2 separate regions of the Homo sapiens genome follow, and region 2 is linked to region 1. Evidence: chromatin loops called from intact Hi-C (ENCODE). Cell type or tissue: heart right ventricle. All regions are shown on one strand. Links, peaks and the distances in the headings refer to the core of each region. The heading gives the core; the rest is flanking DNA. Region 1 overlaps HEG1 (heart development protein with EGF like domains 1). Region 2 holds the start of MUC13 (mucin 13, cell surface associated).

Region 1 (16,084 bases), core at 3,115-11,114:
CAAGAAAATCGCTTGAACCCAGGAGGCGGAGGTTGCAGTGAGCCGAGATCGTGCCACTGAACTCCAGCCTGGCGACAGAACAAGACTCCATCTCAAAAACACAGAAAAACAAATATCAATTCTGTGAGTCCCTCCCTCTCTACTCATATGACTATAAATATAATTGCTTTTAGAATTGCCTCCCTAGTCTTTCTCTGAGGCTATCTTCTGTAACCTCTTGCTAGTCTGCAGTCAAGATAAATCAGATGACCAAAGTCATCAGTAATCCTAAATGGATATGTAATTCCAAGTCTCTAGACTCTGACCTGAGAGTAGCACCATGCTGGGTGCACCAAGAGAGTTTTATGTCAGTTTTATATTCAGCATTGAATGTGTTTGATTTTTATTTCATTATTTTTATTTTTTAGTTATGCTCAAAGAAAGTCAATAATGAAACTTGCTAATAGAAAACCTTTACGAACAAAGAAAACACCACTGAAGAAATCAGATGTAAGGTATACCACTGGGGAATAGAAACTGGGGGCTTTTTTACACACATTAAATAAAATCATGTCTACTTTCCTTCTAGTAAACTTATAAAATAGTCCACTGGCACATTTGTCTGTAGGATGAGAGCCAAAGCTGTCCTAAACTAAAATCTTCATTGTTAGTATTTCTATTACATCCTATGATATGCTATATCCCCAAATTTAATTTTGCAGATAATTTCAATTTCTAATGTATGAATATAAGAAAATGTCAGTGCAAGCAATCTTAAATGAATCACAACTGGTTTTCTCCAAGAACTGGATTAGGTGCAAAACACGCCCCGCTCACAGTCCCCACCAACACTCTTGGCTGCTTGGCGTTCCACCCTCTACTTCCACCTGGAGCAGAGAGGACTCCTAAGTGTGTCTCTAGCATGCCTGGTGGGACTATGCTGGAAATATCTAAGCTGCACCCACATTCTCCTCTGTCCAGTCTGTTCTCAATGCAGCCCAAATTGCTTTCCTTGATCAAACTGCTTTCCTGCTCTAAGACTTTTGCCAGCTGCCTGACAGTTATTGATTAGAGTCTACACTCCTCAGCCTGGTGATCCCAACCCCAACAGTTCAGACCTCATATACTTTGCCAATCCAAATCCTCTACTTTCTGCCTTCCGATCTTCCTATCTTCCAGCCACATCCACTTACACACTGTCCCCAGAACACCAAGGGCCCATGGCTGCCTGAAGACCTTTGTCTAAGTTGCTCCCTCTGCCTGGGATGTCCTCCCCCCATACCCGCCAGTCTAAATCTTTCCTACTGTTCCTCTAATTCCACTCCCTCCAAGAAGTACTGTCGAGTGTCCTCTCATTCTTCTGTGGGCACAGTCCCTGCCTCCCCGTCCCACACCCCATGTCTGGTTATCACAGTAACACTCAGCACACAGCAGGGGTATTTAGGAGTGAGTGTTTCTCTCCCTGCCCAGCCCAGACCTTGAGCCCCTGAACAGTACCAGTCAAGTCTTTCTCTTTGTTTTTTTTGTTGTTGTTTTTTGGGTTTTTTTTTTTTTTTAAAACGAAGTGTCGCTCTGTAACCCAGGCTGAAGTGCAGTGGCGTGATCTTGGCTCACTGCAACCTCCGCCTCCCAGGTTCAAGCGATTCTCTCACCTCAGCTTCCCAAGTAGCTAGGATTACAGGCATGTGCCATCACACCCAGCTAATTTTTGTATTTTTACTAGAGACGGGCTTTCACCATGTTGGCCAGAATGGTCTCTAACTCCTGGCCTCAAGTGATCCTCCTGCCTCCATCTTCCAAAGTGCTGGGATTACAGGCGTGAGCCACCACGTCTGGCCTTTCTCTTTGTTTCCCCCATGCCATTGGCATAGAACCTAAGAAGACAGCAGGTGTGAACTGAGGGAAGTGGGAGGAGACTGACACCTGTGCACTAACAACAGGGCCAGGCCCCTGCCCACGCATAATGGTCCACTTTTGTACACTTACGGTTTCCACAGTTGAGACCACCAAGGCCAAATGGGCAACTGCAAGCCAAGAAAGAAAAAAGGGCAAGAATTAGTTTCCAATCTCAAAAGAAATAAGTGAGGCAATTTATCTAAATAAGATTTGTAACAAAATTAGACTAAATCAACATGGAGCCTACCTCATGCAGGTTTCATTTTCAAGCCTATATCCATCTTCACATGCTGAAAGACAAAAGGAAAATGCATGAGTGTGTCTATTTACCTCTCCCAAACTCCCAGTTAATTAAACGCCAGCCACCCTAAAGTCCACAAGATTATTCTAGTACCAGAAGGCTGCAAACTGCTTTGGAATGATCCTCACTTAAATACTGTTGCCGGCACAACTCTTTTTTTTTTTTTTTCTGAGATAGAGTCTCGCTCTGTCACCCAGGCTGGAGTGCAGTGGTGCCATCTTGGCTCACTGCAACCTCCACCTCCTGGGTTCAAGTGATTCTCCAGCCTCAGCCTCCCAAGTAGCTGGGATTACAGGCATGTGCCACCATGCCCAGCAAATTTTTATATTTTTAGTAGAGATGGGGTTTCACCCTGTTGCTCAGGCTTGTCTCGAACTCCTGAGTTCAAAGTGATCTGCCCGCCTCTGCCTCCCAAAGTGCTGGGATTACAGGCATGATTCGCCATGCCTAGCCTCAAATCTTAACCTTATCAAAAAACTTTTCTTAACCTCTTTGTGGCTCTCAATCTCCCAGCTATAAAAAGTATTTTATTGGAGGTGATTAAGTGAAATAAGGCAATCCAATGGCTTAGTACAGGTCTGGTACATAGTAACCACTAAATCAGGGTTTTGTAGTTGTAATTATTATTACTTTTTGAGATGAGTAGCTTTGTTGCCCAGGCTAGAGTGCAGTGGCACTATCTTGGCTCACTGCAACCTCGACCTCCCAGGTTCAAACGATTCTCCGGCCTCAGCCTCCCAAGTAGCTGGGATTACAGGGGCCCGCCACAAAGCCTGGCTAATTTTTGTATTTTTAGTAGAGATGAGGTTTCACCATGTTGGCCAGGCTGCTCAAACTCCTGACCTCAGATGATCCGCCCTCCTCGGCCTCCCAAAGTACTAGGATTAAAGGCGTGAACCACCATGTCAGGCATGTAGTTGTAATTATTATATGACCAATGCAATTCATTTAGAAGTTCTCTATAGATGAAGAATGTCCCCTGGGGAAACTCCTTCCATCACAAAGACATATGGCTCCCCTTCTTTAATGTAAATCAAACCTTTAACCTGATAATGGCCCTGCTGACACCCTTCCATGAGAAGGGGGGGAGCTGTAGGTGACATCTTCTGGGGCACAGTCCTGGTGTGTACCCAGGTTTTCGTAACAGAATGCTCACCCTAGAGTCTGTGTAGGGGATTTCGGACATATCTAGATGTGTGCTAATCGGCACCTTGCCCAAGAACAGAACTTTGAACCCTCGGGTGGTGCAGCTCATGGAACGCTACTTCACTGAAGCAGTTGCAGCCTGGCCATTTCCCTGGATCAGCAGTTCCTGAATTTATGTGATCACAGAACATTTTCAACACAACAATAAGATGACAGAACACCATGAGCTATAATGCATGCTTGAATGAAAGCAATGAAAAATGGCCTCACAGACAAATTCTCTGCTGCAAGGAATGATAAAAATGTGATACAGGGTTAATGTACGAGATACATTGCATAAAAGATCCCGAATAAGAAAAGGTACAGAGTGTAGAGCTGCAATACTTGATGGGATGGCAGACGTGCTAATGGTGGGTTATGGGGGCCAGTAGCATGCATGGCTGGGGGTGAGGAGGGGCAGGGGGCTGGCGAGTGATGCCCTGTGGGCTGGGTCCAGCGTCCTTGTGTGTGATAACTTTCCTCATGACGATGTGTTGAATCTTCTTCCTCCTACTTTCTTAATGTTAGCAGCTGAATGCCTCTGGCATGTGCTTTATTGTTACAGACTTTCTATTAACATATCACTAGAGTGTTGTGGAATACAGTTTCAAAAACACTGTTCTAAATCATCTGTAATGTGTCTCACAGCAGATATTAGAGAGCTGTGCACCTGGACAGCACTGTTTTGACCCCACAGTATCACTTTTCCTGAGCTACATTCTCTTGTATTAAGGGCTTTTTGTTATAAGCGGCAGCCATGGGAAAGTCCCTGTGGTATTTATTTGGGGATGTCATGGACTGCTTTGCTACAATACCACTCAGTAACCTCTTGACGAGGATGCCCCAGAGAAATTGCTCTTGGCCCCATTGTTTTAAAACACAGGGATGCTCCTGAACAGCTGCTCTTTATTTTAGGGACCCTGACTCTTTTCAAAGTCATGTTTCCCTTTTTGCCTCAGTGTCCGGGAACCTCAGCACTTAAGTGAGGGGCCTTCTTTTAGCAAGCGTGCAGGACCCTGCTGTGTCTCATTCTGCATATTCACTTTCCTTCTGGCCTCAACAAAACAGTCCGTTAATTTCCCCTTTAACCTGATTTACCTTTTACATATTTTTAAATCTTATATTATCAAATCAGTTTTCACTAGGTGCTTTCACTTTATGCCACAGGTAGAGCATAATTGCATCCTGTTTAGGGAAGGAGTAACGAGGCCCCATCTCCCAATCTTTGATACCTGAGTTCTCTGCTGGCCTCACTCAGGTGGGGCCTTCTCTAAGGAGGCAGCTGAGTGCTCCTGCCTCTCCCATGTCTGGTGGCCCTCCTCCTGTGTATGCCTCTGCTTCATACTGCAGCAGGACGTGGGAGTGGGGGAAGCTACCCTGGATGATCCATGGATGGCTAACGCTGCGGGGCAGCCACCGGAAATTGCTTGCTTCTTCAGTGACTCCTCCCCACCCATCTCGGCACTGAGGCAGGCTGATGTCACACCAGCCTTTTCTATTTTGAACACTTCTTCCTGGAAATGTTTTTACATCCAATCTCCCCACCCAACATTAGACTTCATCTGCTGGGTGGAAGTGCTCCACTCCATGGCTGTCATCCAGGCAGATGTAAGGTCCATCTGTTGTCCTGCCCGCGAGCTGATGGGTTGGGCTGTTTTCATTTTGTATCAGAAGTGACCTGGCTCCCTGATGTCATGATATTTCTCTATTTCAAATGGGCTCATTCCGTTACGCATCAGTGGTTGAGTGCTACTGTGCCGTGGCGCTGTTCTGGGGAAACCTTGTCAGTGAGGTGCTCCTGTGCTCCTTAGGACCCAGCTTCTCATCTCACTCACCCTAGAGCAGCAGTCCCCACGTTTTTGGCACCAGTGACTGGTTTCATGGAAGACATTTTTTCCATGGACCAGCAAGGGGGTGGTCTTGGGAAGATGGTCTCGGAATGAAGCTGTTCCACCTCAGATCATCAGGCATTAGATTCTCCTAAGGACCACGTAACCTAGATCCCTCACATGTGCAGTTCACAACAGGGTCCACACTCCTATGAGAATCTAATGCTGCCGCTGATGTGACAGGAGGCGGAACTCAGCTGTGCAGCCCAGTTCCTAACTGCACCTCCTGCTGTGCAGCCCGGTTCCTAACAGACCACAAACTGGTAGGGTTGGGGACCCCTGCCCCAGAGGTATTCTGACCACAGAGCACTGAAGATGAAATGAATTTGGCAACAGCTAGTATATATTCCCAAACTGGGCTTCCCCTATTGCCATAAGACACAAGTGAATTCAAGTCTTCTGGACTTAAAAATAGAAATAAGTAGATGGTGGCATCTTTTTTTTTTTTTTTGGAGACGGAGTCTTGCTCTGTCACCCAGGCTGGAGTGCAGTGGCGGGATCTCAGCTCACTGCAACCTCCGCCTCCTGGGTTCAAGCGATTCTTCTGCCTCAGCCTCCTGAGTAGCTGGGACTACAGGCATGCACCACCACGCCCAGCTAATTTTTGTATTTTTAGTACAGACAGGGTTTCACCATATTGGCCAGGCTGGCCTCGAACTCCTGACCTCATGATCCTCCCGCCTCAGCCTCCCAAAGTGCTGGGATTATAGGCGTGAGCCACTGTGCCCAGCTGACAGTGGCATCTTAAAAACTCTTTTGTTCCCTTGCAGGAAATTATATCTAGCCATGTCAATCTTTTCCCATCTTATTTGCTGCCTTATCATCCACTCGTTCATTCAACAGACATTTGCTGAACCCTGCACTGCTCAGGACATGGTTCTAGCACTCAAGGGAATGGCAGTCGGATTAAAGAAAGAGACATGCAAACAGGTTGTGAGAATTCATTGCCAGGTGTGGTGGCTCATGCCTGTAATCCTAGCACTTTGGGAGGCCGAAGTGGGTGGATTGCTTGAGCCTAGGTGTTTGAGACCAGACTCGGCAACATGGCAAAAGCCCATCTCTACAAAGAATACAAAAATTAGCTGGACATAGTGGCAAGGACCTGTAGTCCCAGCTACTTGGGAGGCTGAGGTGGGAGGATCACTTGAGCCCAGGAGGTCAAGGCTGCAGTGAGACTTGATTGCGCCACTGCACTCCAGCCTGAGTGACAGAGCAAGGCTTTGTCTCTAAAAAGAAAAAAAAAAAAGAATTAATCATGATGCCTGCATGATGGAAGGAAGCTAAGAAACCTATGAGAGGGATATCTACTTTGATTTTATGTGTAGCTTTGAAAGTCTGGCAAAGACATTTTCTGTGAGACACCAAGCACGTTGTGTGTGCATGTGTGTGTGTGCACGCACACGCTGCAGAGAACATAGAGACTTGCTAATGTATAGCTTGAACTGCAGTGATTTAGAAAACACACACTCCTCTATCCTCTATTTATATTGAGCCTTGATTTGAGGTGTCAGTGCTCCAGCACTGATGGCCAGAAGATGTCACTGCTAACCCATCAGAACCCAGCCTAAAGGGCTGTGGCCCAAGAAGCCCGGAATCCACTCCTCAGAGGCCTGATGGTGCAAATACTGCTGAGAAAGGGCTTCACGGGGTCTCAGCAACAAGCCCAAAAGTGAATCAAGGTTTCCTTATGCTGCTTCTTGGGTCCTCACTTGGTCAACATAAGGTTGCTGGTGCCTGTGTCAGCACACTCGGTAAATCTTTCACAGCTATTGTTAATGCTAGCCTGTAACTGAAACAATTACAAAATTGCTGACTTGGAAACAGAGGAAGTGGCGCAGGCCAGCCAGAAGCAAAGGTGATAGGGCCATTGTTGAGACACTGTTCACAGGGAACACCACAGCACCATGCCCATACCTCTGCCCACCTTGTGTCATCCCCTGTCAGCAGCACAGCGCCCCAACACACATGGATGTTAGCCCAGTCCCCTTCCCATGTGAAGATGGGCTCAACTCCTCATTTGTTTTCTTTTTTTTTTTTGAGACAGATGTTGCCCAGGCTGCAGTGGTGCAATGGTGTGATTTCGGCTCACTGCAACCTCCACTCCCCGGGTTCAAGCGATTCTCCTGCCTCAGCTTCCCGAGTAGCTGGGATTACAGGCATGCGTCATCACACCCAGCTAATTTTGTATTTTTAGTAGAGACGGGGTTTCTCTGTGTTGGTCAGGCTGGTCTCCAACTCCCGATCTCAGGTGATCTGCCCGCCTCGGCCTCCCAAAGTGCTGAAATTATAGGCGTGAGTCACCACGCCCGGCTCAACTCCCCATTTCTAAGAGGTGCAAGGAACACTTTGCATTAAAGCAGATAAGATGGCATGAGGAAGCATCATCTCTTTGTAGCAATGTGGCAGTCTGGCACGGCACTGAGACATGCTGTGTCCTAGTCACACATCAGGACCTAGGCCCAACACAGAGAGTTGGCCCTCCCCTTCAAAACCCATCACAGGTCCCACCTGGAGAGCTGATGATGCGCACTTGAGAAGAACTTTGTATCCAAACCTAACAAAGTCAGAGGGTCTGAAGCTCAGGATAAGAGTGCTGCCCTGAAATATATTTTTATCTGTGATGAACAAGTCCTCTCATGGGAAGTCCTGATGGAGAAAAGTGGCATGTCGCCTCGCCCCAGTATGTGATTTTTATTCAGATTCCAGTAACATCCATTGACATCTGTCACCAGCAAGGTGTTGACTGAGTAGGAAAACTGGCCATCCATGATGGCCTTTATATCGTTAGTTTTTCTGGTGATTGCAAGTTGCAGCAGCCTTTTATAAGTCAGGGTGCGTGGTGCTCTTGGACCTGAATTAATTTTATTTTAAAGCAGTATTCTTGGACTACATTCTTTGAGCAGTTTTTCCCTGAAACTAAATGAATTTAAGCCTCACCTTAAAGGTTAGTAGAATTAGATTTCTGCTCTCAAGCACTTCATGAGACCTTTAAAACCAGAACTCATTAATTCAACAACAACCTGGACCAAATACAAGAGCAGATGCTGACAGCTTACAAAGGGCCTCTATATCCACTGCCTTCCTTAACTCTTAGAATAAATATCCAATAGAGGATCACCATACCCATTTCTCAGGAGAGGAAACCGAGGCTCAGAGAAACAAAGTGACTTGCCCAAGGTGATACATGATCAGTGAGGCAGAGTCGGGCTCTGACTCTGGCCTCAGCTGCCTCTGAAAGATATAAGCCTGACCCCACGCTTGTACTTCCACTTTAAAAGATTAGCAGACAACAGATAAAGCTTTGGGAATTAAAACAATAATTTTTCTAACTTCCTTTAAATGGAAAAAAAAAGAAAAGGCACTGCTACCACAGGCATTCCATTCTGTCTTCCTTTGAATTTAATTGGCCAGACCAGCATGCACCAGTCAAAGATAATGCTATTATTCCAAGGAGATAATGTATTCAATCCTGCCACGAGCAAAATAACAAGAACCAGTTACCCTCAGTTTAGAATGGTCACGCCTAAGCAAAGACAGAGAGAGAGCAAGAAAGAGAAACAGAGCACCAGGCAGAGTCCCAGGACTGGGCACAGAACCCCAGGCGAAGCTGTGGCTACCTCGGCAGGAGTGGTCCATCTTGTTGAACTGAAAGTATCCCGACTTGCACTGGCACAGGGCAACGCCGTCCAGGTCAGTGCAGATGGAGGTGTCTTTGTCACATTCGGGACTCTTCCGCTTGCACAAGCTGCCCGCTGGAATGGAAAAACAAGACAGTGAAACAAAACAAAACCTTCTCCACTTCAAACCTTAAAATCTCCTCCACTTCAAAGCTCATGTGTCTGCATGAACTCTCTATTTCAAGAGGCTGAGAACAGTTTTCCGAAAAGTCTCCACAGAGCAACACTCCTCTCAGGAGTCCATCTGTACTGCCTTCTGCCACTCCTTCTCTGATCAGCCGCAGGCTGTGCACCAGTGTTCCCCGTTGAAAACACCCTCACAGCGTGCCACGGACCCACTGAGAAACGAAATTGGAATAAACAGGCCCTGTTCACTCCTCTGGTGCTCACTGCAAATACAGCCCTTAATGGCCCCGTGTCTTCCAAAGGACTGCGGAGGAAGGATCAGCACAACCAGAAAATACGGCTGAGTTCTTAGGAAGCCGAGACTTGGACTAAGAACAGGAGTGCAGGCCAGACCTGTTTCAAGTGGAAGTACATCTCAGCTCTGTGTGTCTGCATGGCCTAAAAAGGGACCTAGAACCACTCCCTGTGGCAAGGTGGCTTGCTGTCCTGACAGCGTGCTGCCTACAAGAGACTGGTGATGAGGAGAGATCTGAAAGACAATCTGCTTGCCCCGGGCTGTAGTGTAATTCTGCTTATCAGGCAGTTTCCCCCACTCCACTGATGGGTTCTTGAGGCTTCTTCATCTCTGGGTCTTCAGTGCCTGGCACAGGGACTGGTTGGTACACATGGCCGCCTGTCACTGACCAGGCAGAGAGAAACAGAGGCAGGCAGAGAAGGAGCCCATCTTTCAGGCTTGCTACCTTGTTTACTTTAGGGCCTTATTCATCTCATGGATGACAAAGAATCATTTCATTATTATCAGAAAGCATTTCCTGTGGGGCATATGGCCCTCTGTGAAGTTGTGTACAGCAGACACAATGAGGGTGCATAGGCCTCCTGTGTATATGGGGTACACAGAGAACAGAACAAAAATAGGAAACCAACTGGATAGTGGATAGTACCTTATTTACACCCATGTGCAGGGCAAGGCAAGCTAGATATTTGCTGTTGTTATTGGGGGGCAAGCTCAAGTTCAGAATGGGAAGAAAGATGCAAGGGGAAGGGCCATGTATCTATTGTGCAGGGAGGAATGGCTGCCAATTTTCCAGGCATGGTCTCCCATTTCCCACCCAAAGGAGGAAGCCAACCTATTCAGAAGCCAGGTACCCCTTTTAATGCTGCAAAACTGCCCCTGCCCAGGCAGGTTTTGGTGACATGAGCTGCCACCCCACATGGGGTTCCTGAAATCTGCCCCCTTTTGTGAGTCCTGAGAACTCAGGACCGGTAGACAGCCTGGTCACACGAGGTAAGCTTAGGACACAACTCTAGTTCTCAAAGCTGAATTTCCTGCCTTTATCAGTGGAAGCTAGCGTGCTCAATCAGAACCACATTTGTGTGTGTGACAGAATTTCCTTTGTTTATTGTAAAAAGTTTGTATTTAAGGGAGAAAAATTAAAAATGGAAAATCTCACCAGGCAAACACTGCAAAGCTGGCACCAGGGAGGTAATGAACTTCCACAATCCCTCATCTCAACTCTTTGAAGGCTTTGCCAGTCCTCAAGCCTTAATATAAAGAAATTCCTCCAGGGCAGAAACCTGTCCAGGCTGACACTTGCCTTGTCCAGCAGCCAGCCAGAGTTGCCTGGCCTGATTAGATATTTTCTGGAAGCCAATGTCACGTTTTCCTTCCACCCTGCCCATTAATCCAGCCTGCTGGCAAATCACTCTGCTGGAGCAACTGTGCCCTGCACAGAAGCAGATCCATGCAAAAGCATGGGACACAGGCCCTGCCTCTGCAGTGGAGGAGTTGCTACCCTACAAATTCTCAAAGAATATTCTACCATAAATTCATCCAATAGGACCACGTAGAATCCCATTTTCATATAAAGCCTGGCAATGTGATTTTGCTACATTCACAATTCCCATGGTCTTTCCTGGGCATAACATCCGCCAAAACAGACAATGAGACTCTAAGTAAATCTAAAGCTGAGACATTCCATGGGGGATTTCCAAAGACTAAACCTCTGGAGATGACAAGAGCTGCAGTTCTTTGAAAGGCAAGGAAGTGGATATTTTATGAAGTGAAGACAGAAAACCCTCCTTTCCAATGGCAGTGTCCAGAGTAGCCCAGCACTGCCCTTATGCTGGAAACACCCAGATGTCAGAAGCTGTCAAGGCCACCTCTCTAGTACTCAGAAAGGTTAGCATGAGACCAGGCTGGTCTTGGCAAAACCTGGAGAAGACCTGGGAGGAAAAACAGGGAAACAAGCCTGTTTTTTTCAGCTAATATGCATAGCTGTCTTTGTTCTCACGGGCTCTGAAAGGAGAAGTAAATAGGAACTTCAGCAAGGCAGCAAGGGTGAGAGGTACTTTCCCATAAACCATATACAAGCAGTCGGAAGAATGGGAGTCAGAGGGTGGGTAGGGCTGCCATGAGCAGGCTCTTTCAAATCCAAATGGCTGGCACTTGATTTGCAAGGCACTTGATTTGAATGCATTTATGGGAAACAAAAAGTAACCTGGTGCAATGTTGATCACATAGAATGTATTCCATAAATATTTAGTGAACTGAAAGGTGACTTTCCTACCTCACTGGGGAGGACAACTTGGTACCCTTGAATCCTTGTCAAGAGAAACAAAAAAGTAAAACCATAGAGTCTCAAAGTTTCGAGCATGATATAATGGGGCATGACCTTTCTACCTCACTCCCCCATCAATAGTAACTTCAACTTCAGAAAGTTTAGCTTTTTTTTTTTTTCTCAGATTAATAACTAGCCTTAAATGGGCCAAGCTCCAGCTCTTATCCCAGAATGAAGGGCTAACAATCTGGCTCCCAAGCTCTGTAATATACAGGCCCACTCCAGAAAGCTCTCTTGACTGGAAGTTATGGAACCCAGGCCCACTGGGAATGTCAATGTCATGGATCTACCAGCAGACTGTTACAACCTGATATCTTCTACTCATGTCCAGCGTCTGGATGCCAGATGGGTGGTTTAGACTAGATTCTCCATCCTTTGCCAGCCCTACTTGTGTAGTAAAATGAGCTAACTTTGATCATGTAGCACGTGGCAACAGGGACAAGCCCCCTTTGCAAAGAAGTACTTTAGATTCCAGTTGAGTTTTCCTGTCCTGGAGGTGAAACTTCTCCTCTAAGACCAAAACTTCCCTTTTGAACTTGTCTCCAATCCCTTTCTTCATTTGCCTCACACCAGAGGCACTATAGAAGCTTTTGACAAAACAGACAAAGCAAGAATGAGAAAAGGAAAATAATTGTTTATGGCGCCACTGTGGGCATTCTGGCCTCCATTCTTCTGGTTTTGTTTCTGTGCATTTATAATGTGCAAACAAACAAACACAAAGGATGGGTAATACTGCACATGCTTTTTTTTTTTTTAACCTAATAATGTATCATGATGAAGGTTTTGGTGGTGGTTGTTTATTCTGTTTTTTGAGGCAGGGTCTCACTCTGTGGCCCAGGCTGGGGTGCAGTGGTGCAATCATAGCTCATTGCAGCCTCGAACTCCTGGGCTTAAGGGTACCTCAGCCTCCCATAGTACTGGGATTACAGGTGTGAGCCACTGCCTCTGGCCAGATGAAGGTTTTTTTGGGTCATTGACAAGCATGTACATTCTGTTTCCCCAAAGAGAGCAGGAACTTTTCAGTGGAAAAAGAGTGATTTCTGCTTTGTCACATCAGCTCCTATGCCCCTCCCCCTCCCACATCAACACTGGATAAAATAAACAGAAGGAGCTGCATGCCAAGGACCAGGTGTCTTCAAGGCTTGTGTACAGGACTCTGGGTGTGTGTGTGCATGTTTGTACATGCATGCACACATAAAAGAAGATGCATGTGCACAAAGGTCTTTGACTTAACACCCATGCCAAAAATAGGCTCTGTGAGGGCCTTTCCTGGGCCTGAGCCCTGGATGCCTTGCATTTCCATCTTAGGTCTGTGCCTAACTATATGGGTAGGATCCTCCCAGAGGGCTGCCCTCTTACCTCTAAAGATCCGCCTCTGAGATCCCAAGAGCTGGCAGACCTCAGCAGAGGACTTGCAGGAGTTGACACATTTCTGCATCCTATCAGCCAGGTCAAATAGCGTCACATTGGAGGCCAGGGAAAAGGTTGTTTGCAGTGAGATCACCACCGCGTTGGACTCCCTATAGGCAAAGTTTGTGGGTTTTTAACAGCCCTGAAATGACACGTGGGTCCCAAGGCTTTTGGAAATGAATGTCATCGCCATTCACCAGTGACGGGATGGGAGAGCATGAAGGTCAGTGACCTTGGCCCTGGATTGCCCCATGGCTGGGTGAAAACAGCCCGGTTTTGTTGCTATCACCCATGTTAGAACAGCCTCCCCTTTGTACAGACTAGTTCACAAGCAAATATAATTCTGTTACTTACCTAGAGGCGTGAACTGTAGATCGGATGTAACTAGGTAACGCTGAAAAACACATATTTAACTGAAAGGAAGAACAAGCCTGTCGTTAACAGTGAGTTAGACAAAAGCCTTGGACCTAGAACCAGTTTCCTATTTTCAGGATAAAACAGGCATTTTCCAGCCATCAAGTTATCAGCACGCGGCTTTGCACAGAAGTGGTGTCCTTTTTTTGTTCCCCTCTTAAATGCCTTTCTGTTGTTCCATGAGTACAAAGAGAAAGAGGCAGAGAGTAAATCAGTGGGGAAAATCTTGGCAGGAAATGATGTTCAGAATAGCACCCTTGGATGCAAAACATCTTCAAAGAAGCAGCTCTCTTTTAAGGCCCAGGGTTTCAAACAACTCAGAGGCAACTGTTTATTTGGACTCTGCATAGTGAACGAGCTGCACTGGAAAGGCTCCTTTCAGCTACTCTAGGTCTGACAGGCCCTACATAGACGCCTCATAATCTACAATGAGTTGACCTAACTCAAAGACAGGTCTTCTTCAAAAAGGCTCTCCGTGAGAAATTACATTATGTGGGTCAAGAGCCCCTTTGTTGAGAGCAAATTAAGAGCTACTCTCCCTATGTTTGCCTTGTGCCCTTGGAGACGGCAGAAAATCCCTCTACAGCATGAAATATCAGGCCTGCTTCCCTGCTACCCTGCACAATAGGAGCTATCGAGACTCCTTTCCCGGAGTGGAGGGTCTCAGTACTGGGCCCAGTGCAGATCCACCTGTGTTCAAGGCCCATGTATCAGATACATGCCACTCTGCAGAAGATGGAGGCAAACATGGGACATTATCAAACCCTTTCTATGACATCAGTGTATAGCCTAATAGCAATGATTTATTATTGTTGTTTTATTATTAACCTGTTTTTCCAGGTTTGGTAAACAGAACACCTCGGGAAAGAACATTTGAGTGGCTTCCTCAGCCAATGATGGATTAATCTTCACTCTTTCTTGGGGACAGGTATGTTACATCACCAGTAAATTATACATTGATACTGGGCAAAAAATAGCAAGTCAAATAAGTCACTGAGCGCCACGTAATGCAAAGGACTGCACTTCTGCAAAGGGTTCTAAATCCCTGTATTATCTTAGCAGGAGATATCCACCTGCAGCACGACCAACAGGCAGCTGTGGCGAAGGGACAAGTATAGGATTAGTAGACATAAAATTCTGCTGTGTAGTAAAGAATTTAACCTTGGCCCCAGGGAAGTCAGGCCTTTGCTCTTGGATCCTGGGAGGCCATCTCTAAGCCCTTGGAATGTGCTGTCTAATAAAAACTTCTTTGTTTACCTGGGGGTGCTGGGCCATGCCAGAGAGTCCAACAATGTGATTTATGGTGGGGTTGGGTAACATGGTATCAGCTCAACCTCTAGAGGGGCTGGAGATTGAGGTCAGCCACATGACAAAGCCCCAGTCAAGGCTCTGGAGAGCTTCCGTGGTTGGCAGTACTCCCTGCATACTGGACACACTGTTGCCAGGAGGAGTTAACACTGTGCATGACTCCTCAGCGGGACGACAGCTGGAAGCTCTGCCTTTGGAACTCTCCCGGACTCTCTGCCCCGTGCATCTCTTTCCTTGGCTGATTTTAAGCTGTTGACTTTCACTGTAATAAACCGTAGCTGTTAATATAATCGCTTTTAGTAAGCTCTGTGACTCCTCTAGTGAATTATTGAAACTGAGGGCGATCTTGGGGATGCCTGAACTTGAAATTGGTATCAGTAGTGATGGTGGTTTAGTGGACTGTTCCCCAACTTTGCACCTGCTCTGCGTGGACTCAGGCAATGTCATTCACTTCCAGACCTCCCGGGGTTCTATCTGCAGATGTGCTGGCAATGCCTGTTACAGGAGTGCGCCATCTGACATCGTCCCTATCATGAAGTGAATGCTCAGGAGATAGAGAAATAGAACTAGATCCGTATTTTACACAGATAAAGTCCAAAGTCCTGTAGAAATGTATAATTCCTAGCTAATATACTAACTCTTATCCACAAAGAACAAGTAACATTGAGATTGGAAATCAATTCATCTCTAAAGTTTTTTAATGGCAAATTTCAATTTTCTGAACCTAGAGTTTAAGAACTCACTGTATAGATGAGTCAAATCTCTGACTCAGATAGCAGTTGAGAAGCAAAGTTTATTATATGAGCTTCATTTTCCTGTCTTCTTTCTTCCTCTCCATTTTCCTTTTTAGTTGTTTCTGTTTTGGGGGGTTTCTTTTGTTTTTGAGACAGGGTCTCACTCTGTCACCCAGGCTGGAGTGCAGTTGTTCGATCACGGCTCACCACAGCCTCAACCTCTGGGGCTCATGTAATCTTCCCACCTCAGCCTCCTGAGTAGCTGGGACCACACGTGCACGCCACCAACCCTAGCTAACTTTTGTCTTTTTTGTAGAGACAGGGTCTTGCCATGCTGCCCAGGATGGCATTTTTCTTTAAAAAAAAAAAAATTCTGATAAAAAGCGGGCAAAGAGGGAAAGAAGCAGAATCAAAGACCCCTCGGTCATCTATACAGTGAGTTCTCAAACCCTAGGACATCAGGATTAACTGCTGCACCTTTGGCATTCCTTTGAGGAAAAAGAGTATCATTTCCCTAAGTTCCAAAATACAAGAGGAAAGTCACACA
Region 2 (16,084 bases), core at 5,228-13,227, 67 kb before region 1:
TGCAGCCATGGGATCAAGACAAACAAAGAGATCCAGATGATGTCCTGGACCATGTGCACAAGTTGTTGCATAGCCAATCACAGACAGAATTTTGCCTTCCCCAGGCCATGCCCTGCCCAGAGTTGGGGTGACATCAGAGGCAGGGCCAAGGCACACAGTCCCCTTTGCAGTGCTCAGACTGAGACTGACCCTCTCCTCTTAACTTGTGACTTGCCACAGAGGGCCTTAATGTTACATGCAGACCTCAAGAGAAGCTCGGAAGTTAGACAGACACACATCTGCCTCCAAAATTGTCCATAACAAACTTACCTTACAGTAAGAATTACAGTCTGTCCATAAACAGATGTGCCAAATACATCTTTAAACTGTGGAGGAAAACAGATTTAATAACAAGTAAAAAAAATTTTTTTTTCACATTTTCTACAAATCAAATGAGGCAGAAAAAAATAATGCTCTATCTAGCTTTTAACAGGATCCAACTGGGTAGAAAATGGACCCTGGGAGACTTCTTAGGGTCTGAGCTGGGACTGCCCCCACAAAGGCTGCTAAGAGGACCTTGAAGAAAGTAAGTTGTCTCTATTTTCCTAACTCTACTCTAATGGTTGCAAGGGAGTTCTGGTGCATCCCTTCTGGATTACAAATCTCCCAGAAACTATAAGAATGCTTCATCCCCTCACTGGTTCCCCCAGGAACATCAAACCCTGACTGAGATCAAGTATCTAATCTGATCTCTGAAGACCGGGGCATAAGGCCTGTAACTGGAGGGGGCTTTTGTGACACTCACACTCAAAGTCAAGTTTGGGGAAAGTAGTGCTAAGTGACCATTGCTCAGTAAAGCCACATGAAGTTCTTCAGGGGTTCCCTGGAAGTAGGACCACATTGATGTTGCTGTCTTCAATGTACTGAAAACATCCGTGCTGGCACATTTGAAAGCAGATCCAAGATGAGAGGGCAAGTCACTGCCAGCTGGCCCACAGGGCAGAGGTGACATGGCAAAGGGACAGAGCAAACTCTGTGAGACAGCAGCCACAGATCCTATCCTAGCGTTGTCACGTACTGGCTGGCTGTGCAGTCGGAAGCACTAGCTCTCTTTGCACCATCTGTAAAATCATTTCCACGATACATTTTTTACATGTTACCAGTTCTAATAGTGATATAATTTCAAATTGAGAGACATTGTCATGGAATAAGACTTCAGCTTTAAAAAAATGTCTCTCCATCTCTACTTCCTTTTTTTTTTCTCCAGGCAGAGTCTCACTCTGTTGCCCAGGCTGGAGTGCAGTGGCATGATCTTGGGTCACTGCAACCTCCACCTCCTGGGTTCAAGAGATTCTCCTGCCTCAGCCTCCTGAGTAGCTGGGATTACAGGCGCCTGCCACCACGCCTGGCTAAATTTTTGTATTTTTAGTAGAGATGGGGTGTCACCATGTTGGCTAGGCTGGTTTCAAACTCCTGACCTCAAGTAATCTGCCCGCCTCATCCTCCCAAAGTGCTAGGATTACGGACATGAGCCACCATGCCCAGCCTCCACCTCAACTTCTAAGACATATTTAAGGCTAATATTTTTTCCTTTAAAACTGAACTTTGAGCTGTATTGGCTGGACATGCTCTGAGGGTCCTTCCAGAGCTAACATCTGTGGCTGCAGAATGGAAAGACCCTTTCCTTTCATGCTTGCTCACATGTGTGCACTTGCTCACAATAATCTAAATGATGGGAAACTATTGTTCATGCCAACATTTTTGAAAATGGGAAAAATAAGTAACAGATATTCAGATGTAATTCTTCTTCTAGACATTTTTTTAAAAGCCAGACTAGTATGAAAATTTATGCAAATTTGAATATAAAAAAGAAAAACAACATCTTTAAATTTTTTCTCTTTCATTCTGTGGAAATAATTTATTTTAAAACTTCATGATATTTATCTGTCCATTTAAAACTGTGTTAATAGCTTATAAAACAATGGGTATGGTATGGCTGGAGCCAGCTTCTGCAGGCCCTCTGCCATGCCAGGCCAGGTGCCACGCCTCCAGGTGCAAGACCATGGGGTGGTCCAAGGGTCCCAGGGGAGAGGCCTGGGCAATGAAGAAGTGGTGGCACCGGTGGAGGCGCTCAGGACAGCTGCTGTTTACCGACCAGTAAAGGTACATTTCACTGTTTGAACAACTGGTACGATGGTACGAGCGTGAACCACCTGAAGACCAGCTCTACACTCTGCAACTCAGTGTTAGAACAAAGAATGCTTTACAGAAAGGAAAGTTGGAAAATACTTACCAAGCTAGTAATTTCACTATGCAAGTCTTGATAGGCCATGGAATGTTTCTCTTCTGGGTCAAATGTTTCTGATACTGTCACTGAAATCTTCCCAGGGAATACCTTTCCTGAAAGTTAAGCAGAATCTTTCTGTACTATTTGATGAAAAGAGGGTCATTTCCATTTTGTTTTAAAACATAGATTATTTTTTAGAATTCCCAACATTATATAACGACACTACAGGAAATCTGGAAATATTTTAAAAGTTACCCATCATCCTGCCCAACCTAGCACAACCATTTTAATTTTGGTATATTTCTTTCCATTTACAGTTTACATTGTTGTAATTCCAAGTTTATGCCATATTTTTTTTCTTCTTATTATATAATAGGTATTTTCCAAATCGTTGCCTAGTCTTTTTTTTTTTTTTTTTTTTTGAGAGAGAGAGACAGATAGGGTCTTGCTCTATCACCCAGGCTGGAGTGCAGTGGCACAACTGGGTCACTGCAGGCTTGAACTCCTGGGCTCAAGTGATCCTCCTGCCTTGGCCTCCCAAAGTGCTGGGATTACAGGTGTGAGCTCCTATGCCTGGTCTCATAACCATCATTTTTAAAGGTTGCATAATATTCTGTGAAGTACATGTCCCCTTCCTTGATGTAATCATTTTTTGTTATTGGACTTAGTGCTTTTAATTATTTAAAAGGAAAAGAAAAAGTTGCAATGAACATCTTCACACACAAACTGTTCTTCTGTATTTGGGGTCACTTACTTAGAGTAAATCCCCAGGAGTGAGATTATTAGTGCTAAAAATATGAGCATTTGGGGGCCTTTTGGTATATCCCTAACCCCAGTGGGCAATGCAATGCATTCATTTCTTATAGAATTGGCTGCTCTGGAAAATGAAGATATTTCTCATTCATAAAACAGAAAAAAAAAAAAAACAGAACTCAGACAGTCAGCCCTCAGACCTTCACTGCACCCTGGTGATCTAATCAAAACATCATTATGCCACAAGTGTATAAATGTACTCCTGAAATCCATTTTTAGAGCTGAAGGGCTCTTATGTCTCTAAGAGGGGGATCTGATGTTATGGAGCAAACAAATCTTGTGACACAGAACTGAAGATCAGGCTCCCAGGGTTGCTGGACTGTGTGGTCTTTGATAGATCACCTTGTTCTGCCTCAGTGTCCCTAGGTAACAGCACTTTTCTCTACTTTGCTGGCCTTTGTTGCCTCTGCATTTTCTTTATCTCTCATATTTTGGAATCTCCTTTTGCCATCATTTTGAGTTTTCGATTCCACTTTTGGTGTGAGATACAGAGCTCAGCCATGGCTCATCCCTTGTAACTCACCTTTCTTACATGTAGAAGAGTTGTAGTAATACCCTTCTAAACACAGGCAAAAACTTGTATTATGCAGCTTAACACATAACGAATTATCTGCACAGGGATCATCTTGGCAAGGATTGCTGGGACCTTAGATGGAGTAGAAAGAGATTAGAAATCCAGAGAAATGACAATAAATAACAACTGGAAACGTATTTTTCCATCTTCATGCCTCCCCCCTGGGCCCTTTCCATTCCTTGCTTGTGTTACTCCACAGCACACTTTTGGAAGAGTTAAAAACAAATATTTGCTTGCTTAGGTCTCTAGAGAGTTTGTTTCTGAAATTCTAGAGCCAAGTATAATACTTGTCAATAGTAAAGATCAGAGATTAGTGTACAAGGGCTTGCCCAAAGAAAGAGAGATTGCAGTCTTCTGACTCCAAGGAGTCAGGAATCTTCAGATCTCAAAGTCCCTCCAGAACCTTGAAGCATGGTCCTCTAACACTAGGTGGGGCTCCCCAAAACATTCTAGATAAAACATCTTATTTTTAGAAAGGTATGAATAATTGTCATATAGGAAGAAACAGCCAAGAAGCTCCAAAAGAAACTAGATGTCACATTCTGTTAGGCATACCTAGGAGACATAGCCATAAAAACAGGAATGGGATAGTAAAGGAGAGAAATGTGGATTAACTCAGTGAAAATTCTAAGAGGCCATGAGAAGACATTCCAGCCTCTGGCTTTCTAAGTGGATCATCTGAATAAATGGTGAAAATAACACTGCAATGGGTTCTACACTGTGGGCTGAGACTCCCAGGCCAGGCAGGGTGTAGCATCTTTCTTTCTCTGGGGAACTGATGAGATCTGAGGAGGAGAGTTAGCTCAGTGGTCCAGTGGTGATCTGGGCTATGAGTTTTCTTCACTTCTGTCAAGTGGAATGATTCTGAGCTGTGATGTCAGAATAGCTTATGTGTTTGATAACCTTCAGAGCTGTCTTGAGAGTCTTACAAACCTATATGTAGAAACCACTGATTTCTTTAAAAGCTGTATGTAAGGTACAATGTGTATAACATGCTCTCTTTTGTGAATAAAAGAAGGGAAGGATTATACACAAGCAAATATTTGCTTATATTTGCATAGGTAATTTCAGGAGGGAGATACAAGGAATTGGGCACAGAAGTTGCCTCTGGGGAAGGAAACTGGGGGTCTGGGTCCTGGGGGTTTAGGATGAGAGGGAGATTTATTTTTTATTGTACATGATTTTGCCCTGTTTGAGCTGTTTTTTCCATAATTATAGGCCTAATTTACTTTTATTAAAAAATAAAAAGTAAAATAATGCTGGTGAGAATATGGGGCAATGGGAACTCTCATTCATTGGTGGGAATGCAAAATGACACAGCCACTTTGAGAGGAAAGTTTGGTGGTTTCTTACAAAAATAAACATACTCTTACGAGAAGATCTGAGAGTCACCCTCCTTGGTATTTAACCAAAGGTGTGGAAAATTTATGTCCACACAAAAGCCTGCACATCCATGTTAATATCAGCTTTGTTCATGAGTGCCACTACTTGGAAGCAACCAAGATACCGTTCAGTAGGTGAATGGATAAACAAACTGGTACATCTAGACAATGGAATATTATTCAGCACTAAAAAATGAGCTATCAAGCCATGAAAAGACATGGAGGAAATGCATGCTACTATGTAAAAGAAGCCAATCTCGAAAGGCTACATAATGTATGATTCCAACTATATGACTTTCTGGAAAAGGCAAAACTGTGGAGACAGTAAAAAGATCTGTGGTTGCCAGGAGTTAGAGGGGAGGATGAAAAGTGCAAAAGATATTTAGGGTTGTGATCCTATAATAGTGGATGCATGCCATTATACATTTATTTGTCCAAATTCATAAAATGCACAGCACCACGAGTGATCTCTAATGTAAACTATGGTCTGTAGGTGATAATGATGTGTCACTGGAGGTTTATCAATTGTAATAAACACACTGCTCTGGTGGGGGATGTTGATAATATATGTGTCAGGCCAGGGAGTATATGGGAAACCTCTGTACCTTTCTCTAAATCTTGCTGTGAGTCTAAAACTGCTCTAAAAATAAAGTTCATTAACATTATATTTTTGAGACAGGGCCTTGCTCTGTTGCCCAGCCTGGAGTGCACTGACACAATCTTGGCTGGCTGCAACCTCTGCCTCCCAGGCTTGAGTGATACTCCCACTTCAGCCTCCTGAGTAGCTGAGACTACAGGTGCATGCTACCACACCTGGCTAATTTTTGTATTTTTCTGTAGAGATGGGGTTTTGCCATGTTTCCCAGGCTGGTCTTGAACTCCTCAGCTCAAGCAATTCACCCACCTCAGCCTCCCAAAGTGCTGGGATTACAGGCGTGAGCCACCATGCTCGGCTTCCATTAACAATTTTTTAAAGAGAAAAAAAATAGACTATATGGGATAAAAGGAGGCATAGTTCAGTATCTTATAAACAAAAATAAGCGTCACCCCTCTGACAAAGTATGAACCAGTCTTCTAAATAAAATTAATGGCTTCTTTAAGAAAAGCCTCAGCCACCTTGCAAAGATGACTTGGGAAATCTTAAGGAAGAATGTGTCTCCTTCTGGAGACACCAGACAAACAACTCTGAGGTGCTTTCTCTTCAGCAACGAAGGACAGACTCATTAACTTGTTTCATGGCCAGGAATTGATTAAGTCACAGGATGTTACAGCCAGAAGAGATTTGGGGGGCTTTTTAGTTCAGTCTCGCCTTATTGCAGATCACTAAGTTGAAGCCAAGAGAGAAATGACTTGCCCCATGCCCCACAGTTTGTTCATGGTAGGGCCAGAACACAGGAAGATGGCCTGACTCTGAGGGAACACCTGGCGAAGCAGAAATGGCTTAGAAAACCTCTCTTTCCTGATCCCAGGACAGCTGTGTCCCATTGGATCCCGCCTTCAGAGTGGCCCCTCCAAACATGAAAGATTGGGGAAAGAGGTCTTAGATACAGCCTCTGGGGTCTACTTGCTTAACCATCTATTTCTTAAATCTATCAAAGAACATTGAGGAAGCTACCAGAAGTTAAGGGTAGGGAGACATCCACTTGATCTTTGACCCTGGGTGAGTCATGGCCCTCACTGGGTCCCAGATTTCCCATCTGAGAATGATAGGATTTATCTAGATTCTTTAGGCTCTAAAGTGTGACGATTCTTCTAGATCAAGGGCTGGCAAACTATGGTTCACGAGTCATATCTGACCAACCTTTTGTTTGTTAACTGTGGCTGCTTTCATGTTAAAATAGTAGAGTGCAGGAGTTACAACAGAGACCCCACATGGCCCACAAGGCCATTTAGCCTTTACTGATAAACGTAGTTGATTTCTGTTATAGGCTGAGCTTGGGGAAGTGAAGCAAATGGTTCCTGTTTCATTAACTTCTGCTTGAGGTCACTTGTCATCTCTTAGTGTTCCCAAAGCATCTGTCCTTTGGACAATGGCCCTGGTTATGCCTAGGATTGTTTGAACACTGCTGTTGTTTTGCTTTCTACCCCTCAGTCTCAAATTCTATGACTTGGCTCAAGTTCCACATTGTGATCAGCCACCATCTTACAAGGGTAGAACTGACTTCTTCCTTAGGTAGACCAGAGAGCTAGACCAGTGGTGCTGGACAGTCTGTGCTTATTTGGACCTGGTCTTCTCAGAGCAGCTGAAACTATTTCTAAAAATCCCCTAGGGAGAGGAAAGCTATAGAGCTACCTTTCACAAAGCCCAAGTTCATTAAAAAAAATACTGCACAGCTAGCAAATAACTTGAGGTAGGATGGGAGGGAAGGAAAGGAGAACAGAAGGAAACTGAGGATTTTAGGGCCTCTGCTGTCACTACATTGTGACACAGATTTCAAGCCCACAGTTCATTTCCAAAGAAACCTTGGGCCTCTTTAGACCCATTTTCCTACCCCACCAGAACATACCCACCTCCCTCCCTCCACAATTGTACTCTCCATCCTTGGGGAGTCTTTGAGGGAATTGTCCTTACCTGTGCTGTTTAGGGTGCTGGTCTCCAATAAAGCGGTGCCAGTGGGAGGCCCTGATGATTGATTGTCTTCTGTGGTGGGGGACATTTCATTGTTACTTTGTGTTTCAGAAGGAACCATTGTGATTAATCCATCATTTGGAGATGAAGCGGTGATTATGTCAGAGGTAGCTAATGAATTTACATTTGTGGTTGACTCACTGTCTGCAGCAGTAGGTATAGGAATTGTGGAGGAACTATGTGTACTAATTATGGGGGGAGCAGGTGTAGGAATTGTGGAGGAACTATGTGTACTAATTATGGGGGGAGCAGGTGAAGTAGCTGTTGGGAAAGAAGGTGTATTTGCTGTGGTGCTAGCAGTTTCAGGGAAATTAGTTTCAGTGGTATCAGCTGCAGCTACTGTAGGACCACTAGTCGCAGTTTCTGTGGTTGTTACAGCATCAGCTGAGTTGCCTTGGTTGGTGGCTGGAGGAACAAAGATACCAAGTTTGAGGAGACAGTACATTGAATAACTAATGGCAGTTACTTAATACTAAATCATATCCAACTCATTCTTTTTTTTTTTTTTTTAGAGGTAGGGTTTCCCCAAGTTGCCTAGATTGGTCATAAACCCCTGGGCTCAAGCAGTCCACCCTCCTTGGCCTCCCAAAGTGCTGAGATTATAGGTATGAAGTGCCATGCCCAGCCTCAACTCATTCTTTTCTGGAAAAATGAAAATATATGACTACATTAAAAATTAAAATACATGGTTATTTCTAAACACAAAAAACCCACAATAAATAACATTAAAAATTAAACAGACAAAACTGGAAAAAATGTTATTGAAAAATGTGACAAATAAAGAGTTAATGTTTATTTATTTATTTTAGGAATAAGGTCTTGCTCTGCCACCCAGGCTGGAGTGCAGTAGTGTGATCATAGTTCACTGCAGCCTTGAGCTCCTAGGCTCAAGCAATCCTCCCACCTCAGCCTCCCAAATAGCTAGGACTACAGTTGTAACACCTCCATGGCTGGCTAATTTTTTTGTGTGTTTTAGAGATGAGGGTCTCACTATGCTGGCTAGGCTGGTCTCTTAACTCCTGGCCTCAAATGATCCTCCTGCCTCAGCCTCCCAAAGTGCTGGGATTGCAGATGTGACCCACCAGTCCCGCAGAAGAGTTAATGTTTTTTAAGTTGAATACTAAGAAGTAATATTATTTATGCCTGTAGTCACGTAACTGTAGATCAGGGTTTAATATACTTCAGACCATTCTCAGTGAGGACAATTGAGAATGCCACAAGGTGGCGCAGTGACTACCCAGAAATGGACTACTTTTGTCTTTCTGCACTTTAAGGCAACTGTCCCATTTTTTCATTACCTTGATAGATTGAGGGAGGGAAAGGTTAGGGTTGGGTAATTTAAAGAATAATAAAATAAAAATACCTCATTAAGTGCTTATTATACTTCTTCCAAAATTTTATTCTAGTAGTGTTTTCCCATTCACAATTCTAGATACATTGACTAAGAGTAAGATGAATAAGTGATCTTTGCCCTCTGAGCTATGATGGATATCAAAGTCGCATTTTCACAACTTTTAGGAACCCCTGGACACATGGAGTAGTAAACTCTAGGGATCCAGTGATCCATTTTCTTCCCCCACTCTTTTATTTTATTTTTTTTTTTTAGAGACATGGTCTTGTTCTGTCACACATGCTGGAGTGCAGTGGTGCCATAATAGCTCACTGCAGCGCTGAAACTCCTGGGCTCAAGTGATCCTCCCACCTTGGCCGCCCAAGTGTTAGGATAACAGGTGTAAGCCACCTTGCCTGGCCCAGTGATAAGTTTTCTAGAACTTTTCCTTGTCTCTAAGAACTCTGACCTTGACAATAGGTTAAAAAAATTATTGAAAGAAAAAGGTTTAGTGAGGAAGCAATTTCTAAACCTTAGGGTGCAGAGAACTGCAGAATATGCTTCCTGATTCCCCGATGGGTCTATGAGCCCCTTGAGGGCAGAGCCTGATTCTTCACCTTGAAGAGGGCTTGGCTAACATAGCCATTCAGAAGTGTTGAAGAGATCAGCAATTGCTCTTCCTAGGTAAGAAATACATCAGCAACTGGCAATGTTGACTGCCAGTCTTCCTATTCCTGCCACTCAGGATAGTTCTCATCTATCAAGCACTGGCCCTGTGCCCGACTGTACCTGTGAAGTAGACATAAGTGCCCACATTTGACAGAAGAGCCCACCAATACTCAGAAGGGTTAAGGAATTTGCCCAGAGGCAAAGCCAGGTCTGTGAGATGACAATGTCCTAACTATCACTTGATTAAAGTTATGGGGAAGGCCATCCATTTAATGAAAAAGCCAAGACCCCCGAGGAACAAACACAAGAAAAGCAAATAGAGAAAATTGGGGATCAGAATGAAAGCGGTGGAAATAGAAGTGACCTCCACGGTGCCCTCTATCATCGGAGTAGCAGTGAGAGTGGCCAGGGGCTGGCTCTCGCTGTGGAAAACTCTGGACAGAAGAAAAGGACTTGGCAGACTGTGGGTGCAAACAACCCCAACCCCACCAGACCCTGAATTTCATGCTTTGGGAATATTCATTCTCGGCCGATGCCAAAGAACCAACATGTTTCTGTAGATGTGCATAAAACAAATTGGGACTTCTTGAGAGGTTTTTGCAGGTCTTTGGAATTATGACAAGGAGTTTTGGACTTGGTGGCTTGTTTATTTTGGTTTTAAATTTCTGTTCACTAGGGAGAATACATTTCAGAATGCTCAATTAGTTTTAATAAATGAGACACATTCCAAGCTGACAGCAATTCATTGCTGTGAATAGCTACGATTTTTTTTTAAACTAAAATACACTTGTGTGTGTCTATGTGTATATATGTGTTTTATCTGAGGGTTGTATAGATTTCAGGGAAGACAGCTTAGAGCTGATATCCCAGGCTTAAATTATCTAGTAAAAATACCCAAGAGGAACTGTAAAATAACCTATTTTGTTCAATCTATAGATAACAGAAATATATGAAGACATCTGTGCAGTAGAAATAACTTTAGTCTTTTTATTTCCTTAGGTCCTAAAGCTTCTAAATAACACAAGGATAGCACAACGTCCACAGAGGTACAAATCATAGGTTTCAATGGGAAAATATATGCCCTGACCTGGTTTCTTTCTGGGGAACACTCCATAATCACCACCCCTGTCCAGGGCACACCTATAACTGCTTTATTCAAAGCTAGCTGAAAGTCACAATCAAACGCCTTTCTCCCAGATCTGAATTCTTCATTATGATGAGATGTTGGTTCCCAAAGGCACTCATCAGATTCTGTGGAATAATGCAGTCCTAGTCTCTCAGAGAAAGCAAAAACAACCTGGGAAGTTTTGCCTGTTAAAGGCTCTTCAAATGTCACTGGCACATTTTTCATTTGTTTCAGTAAATGCTTGTGCGGGGGTTCTTGCAGTCAAGGTGCTATACAAGGCATAGGGGTGAGGAGGAACGTAAAGGTGTACAAGACACACTTCCTGCCCTTGGTTGCTCAGAATCTGAGATGGAACTCATGTTTGAAGTAGTGATTCCTTACACACACCTCCAAAATCCTTAACGTTACATTAAAAAGCAACTTTTTAAAAATTTTCAGGCCAGGAGCGGTGGCTCATGTCTGTAATCCCGGCACTTCGGGAGGCTGAGGTGGGTGGATCATGAGATCAAGAGATTGTGACCATCCTGGCCAACATGATGAAACCCTGTCTCTACTAAAAATACAAAAATTATCTGGGCATGGTGGCACACGCCTGTAGTCCCAACTACTTGGGAGGCTGAGACAGGAGAATTGGTTGAACCCAGGAGGCAGAGGTTGCAGCGAGCCAAGATCGTGACAACTGCACTCCAGCCTGGCAACAGAGCGAGACTCTGTCTCAAAAAAAAAAAAAAGCAACTTTTTAAAAATTTTCAGGCCAGGCGCGGTGGCTCATGCCTGTAATCCCAGCAGTTTGGGAGGCCGAGGCGGGCAGATCACCTGAGGTCAGGAGTTTGGGATCAGCCTGGCCAACATGATGAAACGCCATCTCTACCAAAAATGCAAAAATTAGCTGGGCGTGGTGGCAGGCACCTATAATCCCAGCCACTCGGGAAACTGAGGCAGGAGAATCACTTGAACCTGGGAGGCAGAGGTTGCAGTGAGCTGAGATAGTGCCATTGCACTCCAGCCTGGGCGACAAGAGCAAAACTCCATCTCAAAAAGTAATATAAGGCCAGGCGCGGTGGCTCACGCCTGTAATCCCAGAACTTTGGGAGGCCAAGGCGGGCGGATCATGAGGTCAGGAGTTCGAGAACAGCCTGGCCAATGTAGTGAAACCCCGTCTCTACTAAAAATACAAAAAAATTAGCCAGGTGTGGTAGTGAGCACCTGTAATCCCAGCTACTTGGGAAGCTGAGGCAGGAGAATTGCTTGAACCTGGCAGGCGGAGGTTGCAGTGAGCCAAGATGGCGCCATTGCACTCCAGCCTGGGCAACAAGAACAAAACTCTGTCTCAAAATAAATAAATAAATAATAAAATAAATATTTTTTTCAAAAGCAAACCTTAGTAGCCACAAAACTGTCAGTATTAATATATCTGGAGGTAGATGGGTGGGAAGTCAGATTGGATGCTCAATTTTTATTTCATATACATCTGTATTGTTTGGATTTGTTACAGTGGGTCTGCATTACTTGTATAACTTTTTTAAACAAAGAAGAGGAAATCAAAACCAAAGTTTGAAAATCAGATCCAGGCTGGGCGTGGTGGCTCACGCCTGTAATCCCAGCACTTTGGGAGGCCAAGGCAGGTGGATCTCCTGAGGTCAAGAGTCTGAGACCAGCCTAGCCAACATGGTGAAACCCCATCTCTACTAAAAATACAAAAATTAGCCAGGTGTGGTGGCAGGTGCCTGTAATCCCAGCTAGTCTGGAGGCTGAGGCAGGAGAATCGCTTGAACCTGGGAGGCGGAGGTTGCAGTAAGCAGAGATCGTGCCATTGCACTCCAGCCTGGGCGACAAGAGTGAAACTCGGTCTCAAAAAAAAAAAAAGAAAGAAAGAAAAGAAAATCAGATCCAAGTGCAGACATGACAAAAAGGGAAATCATTTATTAAGCCCCTATGTGCCAGGCAGTATCCCGGCACATCAGGCTCTTTGTCTCATTTAATCCTCTCAGTCACTCTTCAGTATAGGGATTTCCCCTCTATTGCTACACAGGAAGACACTGAGGGTCAGAGACACCCCACAGCTAATAAGTGGTGGCATGCCATCTGAATCCCTGCTTGCCCTACTTTTGCCCTTCCCCCTGGGTTCTCTGGGTCAAGAAACATCTCCATTCCCCTAAGGTCCCTTGAGCCTCAATGATTCCTGATTCCCTTAACTCTCTATTCATCTCCTTGTCCCCTCCCAGCCAACTTTCCCCTTTCTACCGCCCTTCTATTCTATTTTTAAAAAGTCAAGCCTTTTTTAACAGTGGCTCCTGAAAGTCATACAAGCCTCACCAATTCTTCCTTTGTCCTGAAGGCTTGGACCTAGCATCTGCCCCCAAGGTTGGCAGGAGAGATCTGGTGAGCCCTCCCCTCCTGTGCAGCTAGCCTTCTCCAACCTTCCAGCATTAAGAGCTTGAAACCAGCTCTCAAAAAACTCTAATCCTGATGCCATTCATTCCAGTTCTCTGAAAGGGCTTAATTTCTCTTCATACATCTGCCTTATCAAATACTTTCTTCCTTTCTGCAAGCAGCTTCTAGATTTCAACTCATTGAACCTGAAGGAAATAAAAATATTTCACCCCCAAATATAGCTCCATGATATAATGAGTATTTTAAATTAAAAACTCTTAGAGGTCAACAAGCGCTGTAAGGACTGATCCACCAAAGAAGAACTATTGCTCCTGTTCCCCTCCCTGTTATGTCATTATCCACTACAGGAAAGAAGACCGAGAAGGAAACCACCCCTGAGCTGACCCTTCATCAAGATAAGGACTGTCTCCAAGGATCTTTAAATTCCAAGGAGAATTATCTACAAGTTCATTTTTGTTCCCAGATCCAATTATTCTCCCTAATAATCATTTATTGCCCCTCAACAGAATTCCTCTTCTCCCTTCTTCCATAACTTGTTTTACCAAGATCCAAGCCCCCTTTCTTTCTGTAACCTCAAGATGGTGTATAAGCTTCTATACCTCATCAGGAAGTTGGGTGTTCATGCTGAAGGTTCCTGGGTACACACATTAAATACAGTTGTATGCCTTTTTTCCTATTAGTCCATCTACTTCATGCCAGTGATTTTTCTGCAAAATTTTAGGAAGCCAATTGGCCTCCACAACCCTCACCTCTCAACATACTGCTGACCTCACCCACATGTGGCCCATAGAACCCTTCCTAACTCAGAACAGAGAGTACATGTCTGAAGTCTAATCAACGTGACAATTACTCCCTATGGTTTAGCATTCTCAAATTCAAGTACATTTGTGAAAGGAGGCTTTTTGCTGTGGTCAGCTCTCTGATTATCATGAGAGGGGATCCAGAACGCTATAGTAGAGAACTGGGTCCTTGCAACCTACTTAGTCCTTCTTATCTGGCCTCAGGAACTCTCAAAGAGAAACCTCTGGTTTGCTGAGCCCCCAGATCTCACTCCATAGACCACTTCTTCCCCCCACCCCTACAAGATGGAGTCTCGCTCTGTCACTCCGTGTCATCTCAGCTCACTGCAACCTCCACTTCCCGAGTTCAAGCGATTCTTTCTGCCTCAGCCTCCTGAGTAGCTGAGACTACAGGTGCCCACCGCCACACCTGGCTAATTTTTTTGTATTTTTAGTAGAGATGGAGTTTCACCATGTTGGCCAGGGTGGTTTCAAACTCCTGACCTCAAGTGATCCATCTGCCTCGGCCTCCCATATTGCTGAGATTACAGGCGTGAGCCACCGCGCCCAGCCCACAGACCACTTTTGCTATTGCTCTATCTTCCCCATCACAGGATAAAATGTCTGTGTCTTTGAGCTGAGCTGGAGAGGAAACTTCATTTATAAAATAGACCATGTGCTGGGCTGGGAGAATTGGTAGCTATAGGCCTGCTGATTCTACCTCAAAGACAACATACATGATTGGAAGAATTAAAATGTAAAAATATTCCTTACCTGTGTTTACAGAAAGGAGAGCAAGAAGAGTAAGATGAATGATGGCTTTCATTTTAGCTGTTCTTGCTTGGTAATCTGAGGAGGAAATGATTTCCCTTCCTGGCTACCTTTCGTTTTAACTGTCTTTCGGGTACAAAGTCCAGTCATTAATTGACGTCAAACCACAGAAAGGCAATTATAGCTAGCATTTGGCCAAATACCATAGATCTCTTCCGAGCTTTTGAGATAGAAGAGGTGGAGCTGGCCTTACGAATCATTTTTCTGACTCAAAGCCCAAAATAAGTCAGGACATTCCAAATATCCTTGTGAGGTTGGTGGCACATGAGTTTGGTTAATCTCTTGATATCTCAAATGTCTCCAAGCCGCCATCTTTTAGGAGGTCACCATTCCATTAAACATTCAATAACAAACTGTGCTCTACTCACCCACATATGAGTGCAGGAAACCACTTTCCTCCAGCTGTAGTTCTGAGAATCCCTGAAGAGGACTTACATGTTTCCCAAAATTATTAGTTGCTTAACTTTTGTCACTGTATGCTGGGGACTACCATTCCGGGCCTCTCTGATGGTCATGTCTAGCAACTTTGTAATCACATCTCCAAGCTTCTGTGACTCTACCTGGATACAGCCCCCAATAAAGTTCCCAAGCACAATGGACATCACATCATGGCATTTAACCTAACTTTACTGAAGTCTTGTGGGTGACTGGTGTGTTGGGGAGTTGGCAATAAAGTACAGAAAAGAGAAAACTTAGAACAGCTGATTTGATCTCTCTGCTCCTGGCCACTCATTGGGCAGGCCCCACTTCTCAGTTCCCTTTCTCACCCTCTCTCTAGTTCCTCAGCCCCTCACCTCTCACCATGTGTCAGGAACCAGCTTTACTGCTTGGATTTGGGTCTTCTTAATCTAATTTTCCCTCCTTAAAGTCCAGGGCCCCAACTCTACTGTGTCTAGCCCCAGCCAGAGGAATATAAACTAATGATACCTTGTGAGTTGTGGCTAGAGTTTTGAGTTTAAGTTTTTTTTTTTTTTTTTTTTTTTTTTTGAGACAGAGTCTCACTCTGTCGCCCAGGCTGAAGTGCAGTGGCACGATCTCAGCTCACTGCAACCTCTGCCTCCAGGGCTCAAGTGATCCTCCTGCCTCAGTCACCCAAGTAGCTGGGATTACAGGCATACACCACAATGCTTGGCTGATTTTTGTATTTTCAGAAGAGATGGGGTTTTGTCATGTTGTCCAGGCTGGTCTCAAACTCTTAGACTCAAGCAATCCCCAACCACAGCCTCCCAAAGTGCTGTGATTACAAGCGTGTGCCACCATACCTGGCCTTTGGGTTTAAATTTTAACCCTG

The links. Peaks named below come from ENCODE experiments on the same cell type or tissue, not always from the same donor. Only the 100,000 strongest peaks of a DNase experiment are listed, where the experiment ranks them.
Region 2: it touches region 1 in a loop (2.8-fold over the local background); 24 of 110 quality-filtered maps call a loop at or near these places.

What each region holds. Positions count from the first base shown.
Region 1 is chr3:124,988,822-125,004,905 of GRCh38, forward strand. It overlaps HEG1 (heart development protein with EGF like domains 1), which reads right to left. Exons shown (of 17, transcript NM_020733.2): 10 at 13,436-13,494; 11 at 13,031-13,191; 12 at 8,868-9,002; 13 at 2,123-2,165; 14 at 1,966-2,003. Among named protein-coding and RNA genes, the nearest start is that of HEG1, 59 kb to the right of the region's middle. RefSeq lists a silencer at 6,584-6,878 and an enhancer at 12,510-13,709. In heart right ventricle, for the core only: a CTCF peak has its summit at 6,787 (motif pointing right); DNase peaks (open chromatin) are centred at 4,894 and 6,830; H3K27ac peaks cover 7,406 bases.
Region 2 is chr3:124,919,925-124,936,008 of GRCh38, forward strand. It overlaps MUC13 (mucin 13, cell surface associated), which reads right to left and starts at 14,827. Exons shown (of 12, transcript NM_033049.4): 1 at 14,737-14,827; 2 at 7,608-8,069; 3 at 3,603-3,725; 4 at 2,273-2,379; 5 at 310-365. The coding sequence starts at 14,788. In heart right ventricle, for the core only: a CTCF peak has its summit at 8,883 (motif pointing right); a DNase peak (open chromatin) is centred at 8,877.